Linked DNA regions of Homo sapiens: region 1 is linked to region 2. A link is a loop called in an ENCODE intact Hi-C map of the cell type or tissue named here. Cell type or tissue: heart left ventricle. All regions are shown on one strand. Links, peaks and the distances in the headings refer to the core of each region. The heading gives the core; the rest is flanking DNA.

Region 1 (8,336 bases), core at 302-8,301, 550 kb before region 2:
TCACAAAATTCAACTCACATCCAGCACTGACCTTCTCTTTAGAAGTTCATGGCCACTGGGGGCCCATTTGGCAGGTGTCACTGTATGATATTTCCAACTTGATTTTCTTGTGGCACTCTTCTGGAATTAAGGTCTTTGGCAACAAAGACTGTCTTTTGATTTCTACATCCCTGAACTCCAGTACAGTGCCGGAAACTCATAGATGCTCAATACAGACCACATTAATGAATGAGTGAGCAAATGCGTGAATGGTTGGATTCATATTAGACACAACACACAATACACTCACAGCTCACATGCAAAATGTCCACACACCCTTCAGAAATACCTAGGATAGAGAAAAACATGTTGCCAGAATCCAAAGAACATATGGGTGAAGAATGATCTTTTATTTTCAAATGTTTTATGAAGAGACTCCGAACAAAATAAAGGCTTTCAAAAAGGGGGGTAAAGGGGTGAGGAAAGCATGTGAGAGAAACTGTAACCCTGTAAACAACACTAACGGGTTCTTTGAACAAATAGTTTTGAACAGAACAGATAAGAGTGAGTCGAAGCACTGATTTAACTAATTGGTGATATAATCAAATATAATTTCCAGTAGTTAATCAGAACCACAGTAATAATAACTGAGGAATAGGGTGTAAACAAATAACAAATAATTAAAAGCCATTTTATTGTCAATACTGACTGTCATACAACTGAAACACTTGGAAGGAAAATCACAAGAATCCACAAAAGGACAGATTCAGAGAAGTGCAAGGGACAAAGTATCTACAATAGAAAATCATTTCGTGACATTGACTTCTTTCTGTCCAGCTGTAAAAGAGGGAACACAGAGTCAATATCTATAGAGCACGTTTCAATTACACTAAGAATTTAAAAAAGAAAAAGAAAATAAAGAAAATTATTGTATTGCAGAGTTTTCCAATGACCACACAATTAGCCAGGACTTTAAGCTTCTTCTCTTGGTCGTCATTTCCCTTGCTGTCATTCTGTGACCTCCTGGGTGAATCTGTGGCTGACACATCACAAGTGTGTTAACAATTCTTGGCAGTTACTGTCAGTGCTCAGATCTGTAGGCTGGAAAAGTCTCTGTTCGATGAAGCTTCAGAGGGCTGGAAACATCTTTTCCAAAAAGAATTTAAAATCAACAGTTACATTTCAAGAAAGCCCACAATCAAATTAGGTGGCAACAACTTTCTCTATAACAGAAATAAGTAAATGTACTTAAGGCAGAATTTTTTCCAAAGGCCTCTCAGGATGATATGTAAATGAGTCACAGAGATTGCATGATTTACGTATCATTTGCATGTGGCCTTTGGGCTGAGCCATGGTCAGTCCATTAGCAATTATTTTCTTCCTTAATTTTTCATCTGCATCAATCCCCATATCCAGGGTATTCAGGAGAAATGAGATAGAAACAGAACTATGGAAACTTTTAGCTAGAATATTCTGGAAACCTGAGCAGCAATAAGGCAGTCTTATGCTTATACTTTGGTAATCTTGTAAATGTTAAGGAGAACTTCCTAAAATTCATTTAGCCTTTATTATTTCAGGTTTAGATTTCAGACCAAACAGAGTTTAAAAAGTCAAGAAGGCAACACACAAGATCCCTATTAGCCCCCTTTGTGACATATTAATAATATAAGGGTTGTCAAGCATTTTCTAGAAAGAGCCAGACACTAAATATTTTAGGTTTTGCAGACCATATGGTCTCATTGCGACTACTGAGCCCTGCTGCCTGTAGCACAAAAGCAGCCACAGTTAATATGTAATGAATGTCGTCCTAATAATGCTTTATTAATGAAAATAGTCAGCAGGCTGGATCTGGCTCACAAGCCATTGTTTGCCAATCCCTGTAGATAATGCGTCCCTGATTTAACAAAAACTAGAGGTTCTACTGCCACCTGCTGGCCAACGGTTACCGCAAGCAAAGAAATGTACACGGCTAGGTGAAGATCTCAGGACTCACCGCAAAGCCTTTGGAACAAACTTCCGCAGCCTTGGTGAGTAAATGTGTGGATCAAGCAGGCACAAGAAACAGGATTGCAGCCAGTGGAGCATGTCCGCCCCACCCACACACATTCAAAACAATGTTGTTTTTATTTTATTTTATTTTATTTGTATGTATTTTTTTTCGCCCCGGCTGCAGTGCAGTGGCGTGATCTCAGCTCACTGCAGCCTCAACCTCTTGAGCTCAGGTGATCCTCCCACCTCAGCCTCCCAAGTAACTGGGACCACAGGTGTGTGCCACCACACGTGACTAATTCTTGGATTTTTTGTAGGGAGGGGGTCTCGCCTACATCCACCAGCCATGTGGCCTGGAGTAAGACCTTAACCTCCAAAGGTCTCTGTTTCTTCAGTCATTGAAATGGAGACCATAGTCCCACTCTCACCAACTCCCATGGTTGTCAGGAGAACCCCATAAGGCTACATGGAAGACGCCTGGTTCAGTGACACAACTGTTTAGTGCCACTCTTTGATTTCCTCAAATTATCTTAGGTCCGATCTATGATATAGGTGCCTAGTTTTTCTTGTTTTTGTTTTGAAACAGTGATGCTATCTTCCAAGGCAATTCCCACAGAAGAGTTCGGAAAACACTGGAGCAATGAAGCACCTTGGCCTAAGGGTAAAGATTGCTGAGATGATAACTTTGAGAAGGAGGTGAGAGAGTTAGAGGAACATTGTACTGAGGCCAGACACTCCGGTGCTCATGTGCAACGGCCTTGGGGCTAGTCTCCCACTTCCTCTCCTGTTCTCTTGCAATCCCTTGAATGAAAATATCGATTAAATCTGACACTGCCATGCTGAGGACCCTCTAATGCTTCCCCTCACACTTAGAATAAGCAAGTCTTGATTACCTGTATTCACCACCCCGGCTGTCTCTTTATGTCCCTTAGGCACCAGCCACACTGGCTCCTTCCTGATCTTTGAATGCCCGCAGCTCATTTCTGACTCAGGGCCTTTGCATTTGCTGACCTCTCTATGGAGAATGCCTTCCCCTGGCTCTCGGTATGGCTGCCTCTTTTAGACTTAAGGTCTTGGGGTGTTGCAGGGGCTTCCACTGACTACCCCATCTCAAGAAGTCCCTTTGTCAGCATCTTCTCAAAACCAACAGCTCTGCCTCACTTTCTTTATCATAAAAACTTTCTTTTCCACTGTTCCATATACCAAATCTGAAATTAACTATGTCTGCTTGATTATGGATTGTGACTCTCCATTAGATTATAAGCTCCGAGAGGGAAGGAATATCCCTGCCTAGGAGTCCCAGGTATGTCTGTCATCTAGCACAGCGCTTGGCCTAAACTAGATGCTCAATAAACGTTTACTGAGTAAACAAAGAATGGATGGATGGAAGAATGAGAGAGAAAAACCTTAAAATCTTTGTTACTTACTAGATAGGTAGTCTTGGACCCATTAATAACCCTTCAAATTCTCAGTTTCCTAACAGCAAATGAGAATAAAATACCCTTTCGGGCAGCTGTTTTGGGATCTAAATGAGATCATGTATGTTAGGTCCCAGCGGAAAGCTGGTACACAGTAGGTCCTCAGAAAGAGTAGCTTTTAGAAAGACCCCATTGAATATGGCTTGTCTCCCTCGTAATGATGAAATCTGAGATTTCAGCACTGCACTGGTGGCACGTGAATGCTTATTCATATAACAAGAAGGAAAAGAAGTTTCATGTCCAAATAGATGTGCAGAGCTTTGGTTTAAACAAGTTTAATCAGGTTTTTCATTGCAGGGCATCTCAGAGCCCTGAAATTATTGATTTGTTTTCTGACTCTCCATGAGAACTTAACATGTAGCATTTCCCCCAGACGCGTTTGACCACAGTAACCTTTCTTAGGGGAAAGGTGCTGTCTACCAGAGTTAGCTTTCCAAGGAACATAATTTGGGAAATGCTACTGATGTAACTGCTGTTATTTTATCCAATGCATTCCTAAAAGAATCCAGTGAATAGTATTCAACATAAACTTGTTGATTGCTTCTGTAAGTTTCTTCCATAGTTTTTTTGTTTTTTTTTTTTTTAACTGAGACAGAGTTTCACTCTTGTTGCCCAGGCAGGAGTGCAGTGGCATGATCATGGCTCACTGCAACCTCTGCCTCCTGGGTTCAAGCGATTCTCCCACCTCAGCTTTCCGAGTAGCTGGAATTACAGGCGCCCGCCACCATGCCCAGCTAATTTTTGTATTTTTAGTAGAGGTGGGGTTTCACCATGTTGGCCAAGCTTGTCTTGAACTCGAGATCTCAGGAGATCCACCCAACTCGGCCTCCCAAAGTGCTGTGATTACAGGTGTGAGCCACCACGCCCAGACAGTTTTCATTATAAACCTACTTCCAATGTTGATTTTGTATCTGCATAATCATAGAAGAGAATTTCTATGAAAATTTTAAAACGACGTGGGAGAAGCAGTGAAGGTAGATTAGGTATGTCTTGTGTGGCACGTGTCAAAACCAGCCACCTCCCTTTCCCCACCAAAAACTGTAGTAAAATGATAATTCCCAAATCAACCAGCAGGGGGCTCTCGAAGACTACATTTGAAGAAAATGACCATTATTCTCAAACCAATTTGTTAAATTCCTCCTTAAGGGTCTGTATGATTTCCAACCTTAACCTCCAGATTTGCCAGAAAAAAAAAAAAAAAGCCTGAAATTCATCAATGTAGGTGAATTGGCCAGAGGAATTACAACCCATAATCATCAGCAAAACAAGAAGAAATTAAAGGCTCTGTAACTTCATCATATGGCACACCCCAGGCCCCCAAGTCATTAACTTTTCCCAATCCTATTTCCTTTTTCTAAGGGGTATGAAAAGTAGGGGAGAGGGAAGGTAGGTAGTATAGGTAGAAGAATAAAACTTTTTTTTTAAATGTACTTGTTTAAATAGCCACTTTTGATAAGCAAGATAATTTTAGGTACTCTGTGAACATCTTTTAAATCTTCAATACTTATTATTTATTTTATTGTCTATTAAAAAGCATAACTAGCTGGGTGCAGTGGCTGATATCTATAATTCCAGCACTTTGGGAGGCCGAGGCAGGAGGACTACTTGAGCTCAGAAGTTTGAGACCAGTCTGGGCAACATAGTAAGACACCCTCTCTACTAAAAATAATAAATTAGCTGGGCTTGGTGGCACACACCTGTAGTCCCAGCTATTTGGTAGGCTAAGGCAGGAGGATCACTGGTGCCCAGGAGGTTGAGACTGCAGTGAGCCATGATCGCACCACTGCACTCCAGCCTAGGCGAAGAGCCAGACCCTGTCTCAAAAAAAAAAAAAAAAAAAAAAAACAGTATAACCAGTGGATATAACAGTATTAAGGTAGTAAAATATGCTTTTTTTAAAGAAGTATATTAAAATAGAAGAGAGTAAAATCGAGTAACATTCTGGTATGTATATGACAAAAATTGTGATGATATAACTCAAATATTGCAAACATTTTTGAAGTTTAAGTGAGAATCAGTGGCATTGTGACAACCCAATCTAACTCACTCTCTCTGCAGAGAAATCTTGGAAGGTAAGCTTATTTGTCAATTATTAATTCAGTCGTTTGCTCAGCTGCTCACAGAGGCACTCAGTATCTTTTTTTTTTTTTTTTTTTTTTTTTTTTTTTGCAGCATCTGCTATGTGCCATGCTCTCTGCTAGTGAACAGAGCACAGAGTCATGAAAACTAAAATGTAAATACCCCCAGTGCTTTCTTAACATTATGCATTCTTTCGACAAATCCTGATGGAAGGCATACAAGGTGCCGGGGGATAAAATGATAAAGATAGAAGGAGGCACAGCTCTCCTGCCCTCCTGTACATTATTGCTTCCTGGGAGAGCTGACCATGAGTCAATTGGCCACATAAATATGAAATGAAAACCGGCCATCATCTGCATCTTATGAGTGCACGTCATCAGAGATGTCCACTCCAGTTACAAGAAAGTCCTGAGGGCTTTCTTGGAGCCTGAGGGGCGCTGGAGGTGAGACCTGGAGGTGAGCAGGAGTTAACTAGGATGAGGGACGGGCGCAGCATACAGGAAAAGCTGCCTGGGGGAGAAAGGACCAACAGCAAAGACTGAGAAAAAAATGCTGTTGTGACCAGGGTTCAGAGCGGGCATGGAGGACTGAGGGTTCAGAGCGGGCATGGAGGACTGAGGGTTCAGAGCGGGCATGGAGGACTGAGGGTTCAGAGCGGGCATGGAGGACTGAGGGTTCAGAGCGGGCATGGAGGACTGAGGGTTCAGAGCGGGCATGGAGGACTGAGGGTTCAGAGCGGGCATGGAGGACTGAGGGTTCAGAGCGAGCATGGAGGACTAAGGCCATAGTCTTCCATGGTCATTCATTCATTCTTGCATTCAATTATTCAGCAAATTTCTGCACGTAAACTACGTGTAGTCCAGTGCACTCTATTTCCAGTTTGGTGGTCTTGTACCTCATCATTAAAGAGTTTTTTTGCGCGGAACTTGCAGTGAGCCGAGATCGCGCCACTGCAGTCCAGCCTGGGCGACAGAGCGAGACTCTGTCTCAAAAAAAAAAAAAAAAAAAAAAAAAAAAGAGTTTTTTTACAAGTATCCCCCACAAAGGCGCATAACATAATAAGCTATTCTTATGTACTATGAAATGAAAAACAAAACAAAACAAATATGTTTGAAAGGATAGGTTTAAATAGAATTTTTTTTTTTTGAGATGGAGTTTTGCTCTTGTTGCCCAGGCTGGAGTGCAATGGTGCAATTCTGGCTCACTGCAACCACCGCCTCCCAGGTTCAGGTGATTCCCCTGACTCAGCTGGGATTACAGGCACATGCCACCACGCCCAGCTAAATTTTGTTTTTTTTTTTTTTTTTTTGAGACGGAGTCTCTCTCTGTCACCCAGGCTGGAGTGCAGTGGCGCTATCTCGGCTCACTGCAAGCTCCGCCTCCCGGGTTCACGCCATTCTCCTGCCTCAGCCTCCCGCGTAGCTGGGACTACAGGCGCCCGCCACCACGCCCGGCTAATTTTTTTGTGTTTTTTAGTAGAGACGGGGTTTCACTGTGTTAGCCAGGATGGTCTCGATCTCCTGACCTCATGATCCGCCCGCCTCGGCCTCCCAAAGTGCTGGGATTACAGGCGTGAGCCACTGCGCCCGGCCTTGTATTTTTTTTAGTAAAGACAGGGTTTCACCATGTTGGCCAGGCTGGCCTTCAACTCCTGACTTCAGGTGATCTGACCGCCTTGGCCTCCCAAAGTGCTGATATTACAGGCGTGAGCCACCACGCCTGGCCATTTTAAGCAGATTTTTTCATTGTTCATGTTGTCCACACTATGGGCTGTTCTGCATCATGCTTCAGAGACCACTTCTCTAGAAGAAGAGCTTACTAGGATTTGCCTAAAGTCATTCAGCAAACCTGAAGCCATGGCTTCTGGCCTCAGTCCAGGGCCCCATCCACCAAAACATTGGCTCCTAGACCTGAGCTCTCGGGAGAATCACCTGGAGGACTTGTTCAAATACAGGTGGCCTGGCCCCACCCTCAGAGCTCCTGATTCAGTAGGTCTGGGGAAGGGCATGGAAATTTGCATTTCTAGCAAGACTTCAAGTAATGCTGATGCTGTGATTCATCAGTCCACTACATCATTTCTTGTAGCCTGGTCCCTGGCCCCTCGCCCAGACCCTGTGTACGGTCTGTTAAAAGTGCAGATTGCTCAGCCACATCCTATGCCTTAAGATCTAGAGTCTCTGGGGATGAAACCCAAGAATCTTCATTTTAAGTGACTTCCCCCCGGACACTGTGATAGATACAAATATCTCTAGAGCCATACAGATATTTGGCTCTACAAAGATTAAGTGCCTCGTGTGTGAGGCCTTGATGGGGGTCCTACCTTTGGAGGAAGGGCACTAACCAGCTGGCATGCAGCAGCTGCGAGTTGAGCTGAGCCCCCTCCCCAGTACTCCCAGGCCTGGCCCACACCCTGGACACAGGTAGCCCCACGCTTACCTTGCAAGCGGTAGAGCTGTCCCGTGCTGTGCTGCCGTGTGATGTGCTGCCAGTAGGCGCTGCGAGGCAGGGGCACCATGGTGCTCAGCGAGGCGGCCCGCTCACTCATCTTCATCTGGAGCTGCAGCCAAAGGGAAGAAAGTTGTGCGTCAGCAACACTGGGGCCGAAAGTGGCCTGACTGAGGAAACAGGAGAGCATGGAGTAAAAGAACCACAGAGCTGGCCAGGCTGCAAATCAATGAACATCGATTGAAGGTGGTGGGCATGGTGGCCAGCTACTGTTTTTGCTTACTTAGCACCATCCATTCTTTACCCTGCTGGCAACAGTGCCTTGATGACGTTCCTTTGGGGAACTTCCCTCCAACCCAGCTAAGT
Region 2 (8,336 bases), core at 143-8,142:
CCCATGCTGTTCTCGTGATAGTGATAAGACCCACGAGATCTGATGGTTTTTAAAAACAGGAGTTTCCCTGCATAAGCTCTCTCTCTTTGCCTGCCACCATCCATGTAAGATGTGACTTGCTCCTCCTTGCCTTTTGCCATGATTGTGAGGCCTCCCCAGCCATGTGGAACTGTAAGTCCATTAAGCCTCTTTCTTCTGTAAATTACCCAGTCTTGGGTATGGCTTTATCAGCAGTGTGAAAACGGACTAATACAGTGCCCTACACAGGTGTATCTTTTTTTTTTAATCTTTTACACCATATTTGTATTGTACCTTTTCTATGTTTAGATACACAAACACTTACCATTGTGTTACGGTTGCCTGAGGTGTTCGGTACAGTAACATGCTGTACAGATTTTGTATCTTAGAAGCAACAGACCAAGCCATCTAGCCTAGATGTGTAGTAGGCTATGCCATGAAGGTGTGTGTGTACACTCTATGATGCTCCCACAATGATGACATCACCTAACAACACATTTCTCAGAACATACCCCATTGCTAAGTGTCACAGGACTGTAGCTGGTAGAGCAAGACCTGTGGAACTTCAGCCTGGGAAGAGAGATGCTTGAGTCAACCACCATGGCCTTACTCCTGGCTGCCTGTCTGTTTGGGGAGGGGAGAGGCTGATACAGGGCAGGAGTTGAGAGGATTGCGATGCTGGGGTGAGGGCAGCTGTGAAGTGCTGTGCATTGGGCGAGTGCAGAGAACTTTTCCTTCAGACACACAGAAATCTTCCCCTCACAGGAGACAGGCTGAGCTGTCTCCTCTCTATCACAGATGAAGCTGAGCTAAAGTACTCAATGCTCTGAGGTCATGGGTTACAAGGACCTTGCCTGGGGAGGTACAAGGTGTTTTGAGCAGTGCCCTCTGCCTGGGCCAGGGGTGTGACCCTGACTCTCCAGGCATCACTGCCAGGCTCTTCCCCCAGAAGCCCCCTCCTCAGGCACTCAGGGATGCCTTTCCATGTCCATATTCTATTGTCTTCCAGAATCCACTTCCCCTACTCAAATAAGAAGGAAGCTCTTTTAATCAGATCCAAGGGCATCAACACAGCTGAATTTGACTCTGAATTGGGGTCTGTGTTTTAATGATTTCACCATTACCATTCCTAGCAATAACTCCACAGATTTTCCCATTACAGAACACACAACCCTCAGAAGCTTAAACTATAGAGACATCCATTGTTTGCTTAACAAGAAGGCTGGAGCTGGGGGTTCCAAGGCCTTTTAATAGCTCTGTGGGTATCCAGGTTCTTGACAGTAGTTCTCTTTGCATTCCCCTTGTGGCCAAAGGTGGCTTCAAAGTCCAAGAAGTGCAACCTCTCAAAAGCATCCCAAGCAAGTAGAAAGGAGAGCCTTCTTTCTACGACAGTCAGGAAAGAAAATGTTTCCAGAAGCGTCCAGCAGACTTTCCCATATGTCTCATTGGCCAGATTGGGCCACCTGCTCACCCCTAGACCAATGAACAGGATGTCTTCCTTTTGCTCCCCAAACTCATATTCTGCTCTTTAATACCCTATGTAGACTGGTAAAGCCTACCTGTAAAGATTTTAGGGTTCCTGTATACCCGGATGGTCTCAGCCAATGGGGGGTGCCAGTTCAAGGTCTCAGGGAGAGAAGACAATGATGGGGAGAGGGGAAGGAGTCCCCTGACATCCCCCCTGGCTTGACCTCAGGCTGGATGAGGACTTTGAGATAAGGTCATTGCTCCTGTCAAGGACTCCCCAACTTGACTCTCTCCTAAATTCTCCTTTCTTGCTCCCTTAGGTCTAGAGTTGAAGGGATCCTTCTCACAGGGAAGGCAACTCAGGCTGTTTTCTGTGGTTACTTCACTCTTCCTTGCGTTACTACACATTCACATTCCTATAAATAGCCTATTTTCAGGAAATGCCCGTTAAATTACCTTATTAAGACTGTGCCATCAGTTGCTTCTTGGGTCCCCAATTTGCCACTACATGTCATTGCGAAGTAGAATCGCAGTGTAGACGAATCGTATTTCATTCCCCTGGGGCAAGGGAAAGAGCTTACTGTTTCTGAGAACAGTGTTTGTTACTCACCTGAAACTTGGACCCCTATCTGGGTCTGTTACCAAGAAGAATTTGAACCCGTGGCTTGAGTAGGCAATGAACAATTTCTGCCACCATCTAAAGCCACAGTTCTCTAGCTGTCATGTGTGTTAGAATCTTCTGGAAGCCTTGTTAAAGTTTCCTTTAACAAGGTCTGGAGTGAGCCTGAGAATCTGTCTTTCTAACAAGTTCCAAAGTGATGATGTTGCTGGAAAGGGACTGCACTTTGAGAACCACTGACGTGTACTTTAGACTTTAAGTCATCCTGGTGAGACTGAGTTGTGGGAATAAATTATCCACAGGTGAAAAGAGCCAGAAGGCAGGTAAGTAGAAAAAGAACAACAGACGACAGGGGGAGAGGAGGATGTGGAGAAAGTGAAGATCTCAACTGGATTTCTAGGTGCTGCTCAAGGCCACCCTCTGTGCGAAGCTCCCAACCCAAAGGGTCCTTCCCTGCTCTTGGCACTCAGGTGGCAGCACAGGTGTCCCACACTGTATGTTTAGCTGTCTGTCTCCAGTAGGCTTCAAGTAAGTTTTCTTTCTTTCTTTTTTTTTTTTTTTTTTTTTTGAGACAGGGTCTCACTCTGTCCCAGGCTGGAGTGCAGTGGCACGATCTCCACTCACTGCAACCTCTGCCTTCCAGGCTCAAATGATCCTCCCAGCTCATCCTCCTCAATAGCTGGGACTACAGGTGCACGACTCTATGCTGGGTCAATTTCTGTACTTTTTGTAGAGACGAAGTTACGCCATGTTGCCCAGCCTGATCTCAAACTCCTGGGCTGAAATTATCTGCCCGCCTCAGCCTCCCAAAGTGCTGGGATTACAGGTAAGCAAATTTTCTCAGGCTGGGAAATAGAAGAGTCTTCTCCACTTTCCCACCTGAGCAGCCGGCACTGCGAGGGGTATGCCCAATTGTCACTGAGAAAGGGAGCAGTGGAGATGGCAAAGGGGAAGAGAGAGGAGAATGAGAAAGGAAGAGAAGGAAAGAAAAAGAGAAAGAGATCATACAGGAGAATCTCCAGGAGAATCTCCAGGAGCTGATGAAAATGCGACTTTCAATCCAGCTTGTTTGGGGTGTGGCCAGAGACCATGCATTCTAACACTCCCCCACATTGATGTGGAACCACTGGTCCCTGGCCTGCACTGAGGTAGTGACACTCACCAAATACCCTCTCTTTACCTACTCACATTCACAGCAAATACTAAGACCTCTAGCACAGCGGTTCTATAACACAAGTGCACCAGAATCACTGGAGAGTTCTTGAAGACACAGATGACTGGGCTCATCCTTAGTTTCCAGTTCCATCCTGTGGGGTGGGACCAGAGAGACTGCATTCCTGACAAGTACCCCCAGGTGACACAAATGATGCTGACATTTTGAGAACTGGTATACTAACCAGCAGGACTTTTTTCTTGCAATTTCTATAGCATTAAGTGACAGATACAGCCTCTATTGATTCCAGATGTTAATGGTTTGGGGTGCTGATAAAAAAGAAAGCTATTTTTTTTCTCTCACAAAACCCCAGGCAAGAGGTACACCAGGCCCTGACCATCTAAAATATAATCCAACTTCACCACCTGCTGGTTACTTCAAGAAGTACATATAGTGGCTGAACATCCTGTTTGAAAACGGCTCATTGCAAATTAATCTTGGCAAACATAGTGCGATGCTAGACACTAACCACCACTATTTTCATCTTCATTCCTCTAGGAAATAAATATGATTTGGGTGGTTATAAAATCAGTCCCCCGATTCACGGATAACTAACATTCGGTAATATTTCCAATGTGCCAGACATCTGCCCTTTGACAACTGATGTACATGAACTCTACGGAAAACTGAAGTGCAGGGAATTTAAGTAACTTGCTTAAAGCCACACAGAGAGAAGTGGTGGTGACCAGGCGTGGTGGCTCATGCCTGTAATCCCAGCACTTTGGGAGGACGAAGCGGGCAGATCACGAGGTCAGGAGTTCGAGGCCAGCCTGGCCAACATGGTGAAACCCCATGTCTACTAAAAATACAAAAAAAATTACCTGGGCATGGTGGTGGGTGCTGTAATCCTAGCTACTCGGGAGGCTGAGGCAAGAGAATTGCTTGATCCCAGGAGTCGGAGGTTGCAGTGAGCCAAGATCGCGCCACTGCACTCCAGTCTAGGCGACACAGCGGGACTCCATCTCCAAAAAAAAAAAAAAGAAAGAAAGAAAAGAAAAAGAAAGAAAAAAGTGGTGGAGACAAGATTCAAACCAGTTATTCTGCACCCAGAGTCCCACTCTAAATCCCCAGGCTAGGGTACTTCCCCCCAAAATAGCTAGAGGTAATATCCACTTAGTAATTTTTTAATTAATTAGCTCATTCCAACCAGAAACATAGCATTGGAATATACTTTAGATACAAACTTGTTCACACATTTATTTTATACAGAAAAAATCTGGGGCACAGAGAGGTGAAGTGACTTGCCCAAAGCCACACAGCAAGTTGGTGACAGATCAGCAAAGTCGCCTAGGCTCCTTTGGACACAGCACACTTTCAGCAAAGTTTCCTAAGGGTTTGCAGGGCTCCAGCATTGGGCTGTGCCCTGTGGCAAAAGGAGAACTGGGAATGTGCCCCTGCCCCTGGACAATTAGAGGTTCTGATAATATTTGGGGGCTATGACTCTGGAAATAATGAGTCCACTCATTAAAAAAATATAAAGGGTCCTTCACATTTTCTTTCTTTCTTTTTTTTGTTTTTAAGACAGGGTTTCACTCTTGTTGCCCGGGTTGGAGTGCAGTGGCACAATCTCGGCTCACTGCAACCTCCACTTCCTGGGTTCAAGCAATTCTCCTGCCTCAGCCTCCTGAGTAGCTGGGATTACAGCTGCCCATCACCATGAGTGGCTAATTTTCTGTATTTTTAGTAGAGACGGGGTTTCACCATGTTGGCCAGGCTGGTCTTGAACTTCTGACATCAGGTGATCCACCTGCCTCGGCCTCCCAAAGTGCTGGGATTACAGGGGTGAGCCACCATGCCCGGCCTTCACATTTTCTATTCCACCATTTAAAAAATATGTTCTAGTCATTTGAATAAGCTATTAAGATTTCTGACATGTACTACCTGGATTATTATTTACTCAATATTTTTTCTGTAACCTATTCATTTTGTTTTTATTAGTTCTTGCCCTAAAGTAATAATATTTGTCCAATGAAGTGTGTGACATTACTTGATACATTTGTTGCTTGATTTATTCATTTAAATACATGGAATTCATCACACACCGGGGCCTGTCGTGGGGTGGGGGGAGAGGGGAGGGAAAGAATTAGGAGATATACCCAATGTAAATGATGAGTTAATGGGTGCAGCACAACAACATGGCACGTGTATACATATGTAACAAACCTGCACGTTGTGCACATGTACCCTAGAACTTAAAGTAGAATTTTAAAAAAAAATTTTTAATCAAAAATAAATAAATAAATAAATACATGGAATTCATTTGTGTAATGCCTAAAAGCATCCAGCTCTCCACAAGTTACATCTCCCTAACTCTGGGGAAAAGTGACCAGGTCTTCAGTTGCCCTGCGACCTGTCTTCCTATCCTGGCAATGATGTCTGCAGGTTATATGAAGTGAGGAAGTTATATTAACCCCACTTTTCAGATGGTATAACTGAGCTTATTAAATTTATGCCTAGTGTTCCATTATTGGAACGCTAAGCATGTGGGAGTTAGTTATATCCTGCTTCTCAAAGTCTGATTTTTCAAAGTTAAAAAATTGCAACCTCAGGCATAAATGGGTTAACCTCATTGAACCCCTGCTTTGCTGTCTGAAAAGTGGGGTTAATATCACTTCCTATCTGATACGCTTATTATTGGGATCGAACAAAATAATCCCACATCAGTATTTGCCAAGACGCGGTACAGCAGGCAAGAATCCCATCAGCGCCTGCTATTGCAGCGAGCTATTAGGATAACTCCTATGAAGCATTACGTTGTATCTTTTTCAAATGAAAGACCATGAATCTCAAAGCTAGTCATAAATGTGGCACTTCATGATTTTCTTTGACAATGTCAGCCTTTCTTCAGAAGATGGGACTTTGTTGCCCATTTCACAGCTAGACACACTGAGGCTTATTGGAACATCATCATAGTCCACTCCCTAAGGTATTTGCATAGCTCTACAGGAACGTGGCATTTTCAAATCTAATTATCGTAGGAGATTTTCATCCTAATTTATTACCTAAATATGTGGGTGGGATTTATGCTGTTATGCACGTGAATTTTTCCCATATCAGGAAACAAACAAGCCATGAATTCTTCATGCTGCTTCCTAAGAAGAAAATGGACTCCACCCAATTGACGATGGCCTCCTTCATCATTCGTAAAGGGCAATTCTCTTTTCCCAAGAATAGATTGTTCATGTGGAGAAAACAGAATTCATGAACTCTTCCATTTATGCAGGGGGAGGAAATTCAATTTGACTGTATTCTTTGGGCTTTCTATACCATAGATATGAAAATAAGGCAGCCCTCCGATTTCAGGGAGGACTTAGTGACCCAGGGAGTTGAAATAATTATACACAAACAGAAAAACAGGAATTATTAAAGCAGATTCAGATTCAAGCTACAAAGGCGACTCAATGGGAGTATTGTTCTTCTCTCCTTGAGGGAAGGTTGAGTGAAAGTGGATGGCACCAGACAAAATCAGAGAAGTGCACTTCATTTTTTCCTCCCCACAGCCAGTTCTGCAGCGGTATTACATACTTGGGAGCCAGCTGCGGAAGAGGCAAACAATGCTGCAATTGAAAGGACACTGTGTTTTGCACACATGCTTGCTTTAATAATATGCCTTGTGTTTCTGCTTGTACATATTATTTAATCTTCCCTGGTTATAAATGTCCCAGCAAATTAGCTAGTTTGCTTTGCAATCTCAGCCCCCACTAAAACAGGAAGAAGTAAGCGCCTGATTAGGCTCTTCCCTGCGGGGATTCTTAACCCTGGGTGCACACTGAAATGAGATGGGTAGACTTTAAAAAATGCAAAGTACCTACTGTTCTTTTGTAACTCCTTTTTTGTTTCTATATGATTTAAAAGTTAGGTTCATGAAACAATAATTATACGTCATTGTTAATGGGCACACATGTACAAAGATATAATCTGTGACGATAACAATATGGAGGGGGAGTGAATAGAGATGTCTAGGGGCAGACTGTTTTTATACTATTGAAATTAAGTTGGTATTGTTCACCAGGGTTTGATAAGTACAAGAAGTTAATTGCAATCCCCAAGATAACCACTAAGAAAATAACGAAACATATACCAAAAAAAAAAAAAAAATCAAAATGATACACTACAAAAAAAATCAACTAAATACAAAAATGGCAGTATTGTAGGAATTGAGGAACAAAAAGCATACAAGATATACAGAAAACAAACAGCTAAATGGTTGAAGTAAGTTCTTCCTTATCAGTAATTACTTTAAGTGTAAATAAATTAAAGGCACAGATTGGCAGAATGGATTTTTTAGAATAGTTCAACAGGTTGAGACTCACTTTATTTTTATTTATTTATTTATTTATTGAGATGGAGTCTCGCTCTGTCGCCCAGACTGGAGTGCAATGGCATGATCTCGGCTCACTGCATCCTCCACCTCCCGGGTTTAAGCAATTCTCCTGCCTCAGCCTCCCGAGTAGCTAGGATTACAGGTGCCTGTCACTACGCCTGGCTAACTTTTGTATTTTTTTTTTCAGTAGATATTGGGTTTCACCATGTTGGTTAGACTGGTCTTGAACTCCTGACCTCAAGTGATCTGTCCACCTCAGCCTCCCAAAGTGCTGGGATTACAGGCGTGAGCCACTGCGCCTGGCCGAGACTCACTTTAGATCTAAAGATAGAAATAGGTTGGAATAAAATAATACAAAGTACTCCTGCGCAGGCCCCAGTCCAGGTCTATGCAATTTTCATCCTCAGGACAGTGGCTCCAAGGACTCCAACATGCAGCCAGAATTCAGAACCACTGAGCTAGAGGCAGGTGGGTGGGCTTGAATGGCCGTCGTAAAATAATCAGGGAACTAGCTGGGTGTGAAGCACCCATCCTCAGAGGAGCACCGTGAGAGGCAGCAGGGCATCATGGTCAGTGCTCGGACATCAGAGAAGCCATTGGTTCAATTCCAACTCTTACTCTGATGAGCTGGGCTTCTTCCCATCTGTCTGTAACCTCCCCCAACTCTTTCTCTTCTATAAATGGAGAATAACAAG

What was found. Peaks named below come from ENCODE experiments on the same cell type or tissue, not always from the same donor. Only the 100,000 strongest peaks of a DNase experiment are listed, where the experiment ranks them.
Region 1: it touches region 2 in a loop (10-fold over the local background); 87 of 110 quality-filtered maps call a loop at or near these places.

What each region holds. Positions count from the first base shown.
Region 1 is chr20:54,643,204-54,651,539 of GRCh38, reverse strand. It overlaps DOK5 (docking protein 5), which reads right to left. Exons shown (of 8, transcript NM_018431.5): 7 at 7,962-8,082; 8 at 371-1,125. The coding sequence ends at 1,061. Among named protein-coding and RNA genes, the nearest start is that of DOK5, 170 kb to the right of the region's middle. In heart left ventricle, for the core only: CTCF peaks have their summits at 1,911 (motif pointing left), 4,326 and 4,526 (motif pointing right); DNase peaks (open chromatin) are centred at 1,909 and 7,629.
Region 2 is chr20:54,092,260-54,100,595 of GRCh38, reverse strand. No RefSeq gene overlaps it. Among named protein-coding and RNA genes, the nearest start is that of BCAS1, 26 kb to the right of the region's middle. In heart left ventricle, for the core only: a CTCF peak has its summit at 3,687 (motif pointing left); no DNase peak of the experiment used is centred there; H3K27me3 peaks cover 1,971 bases.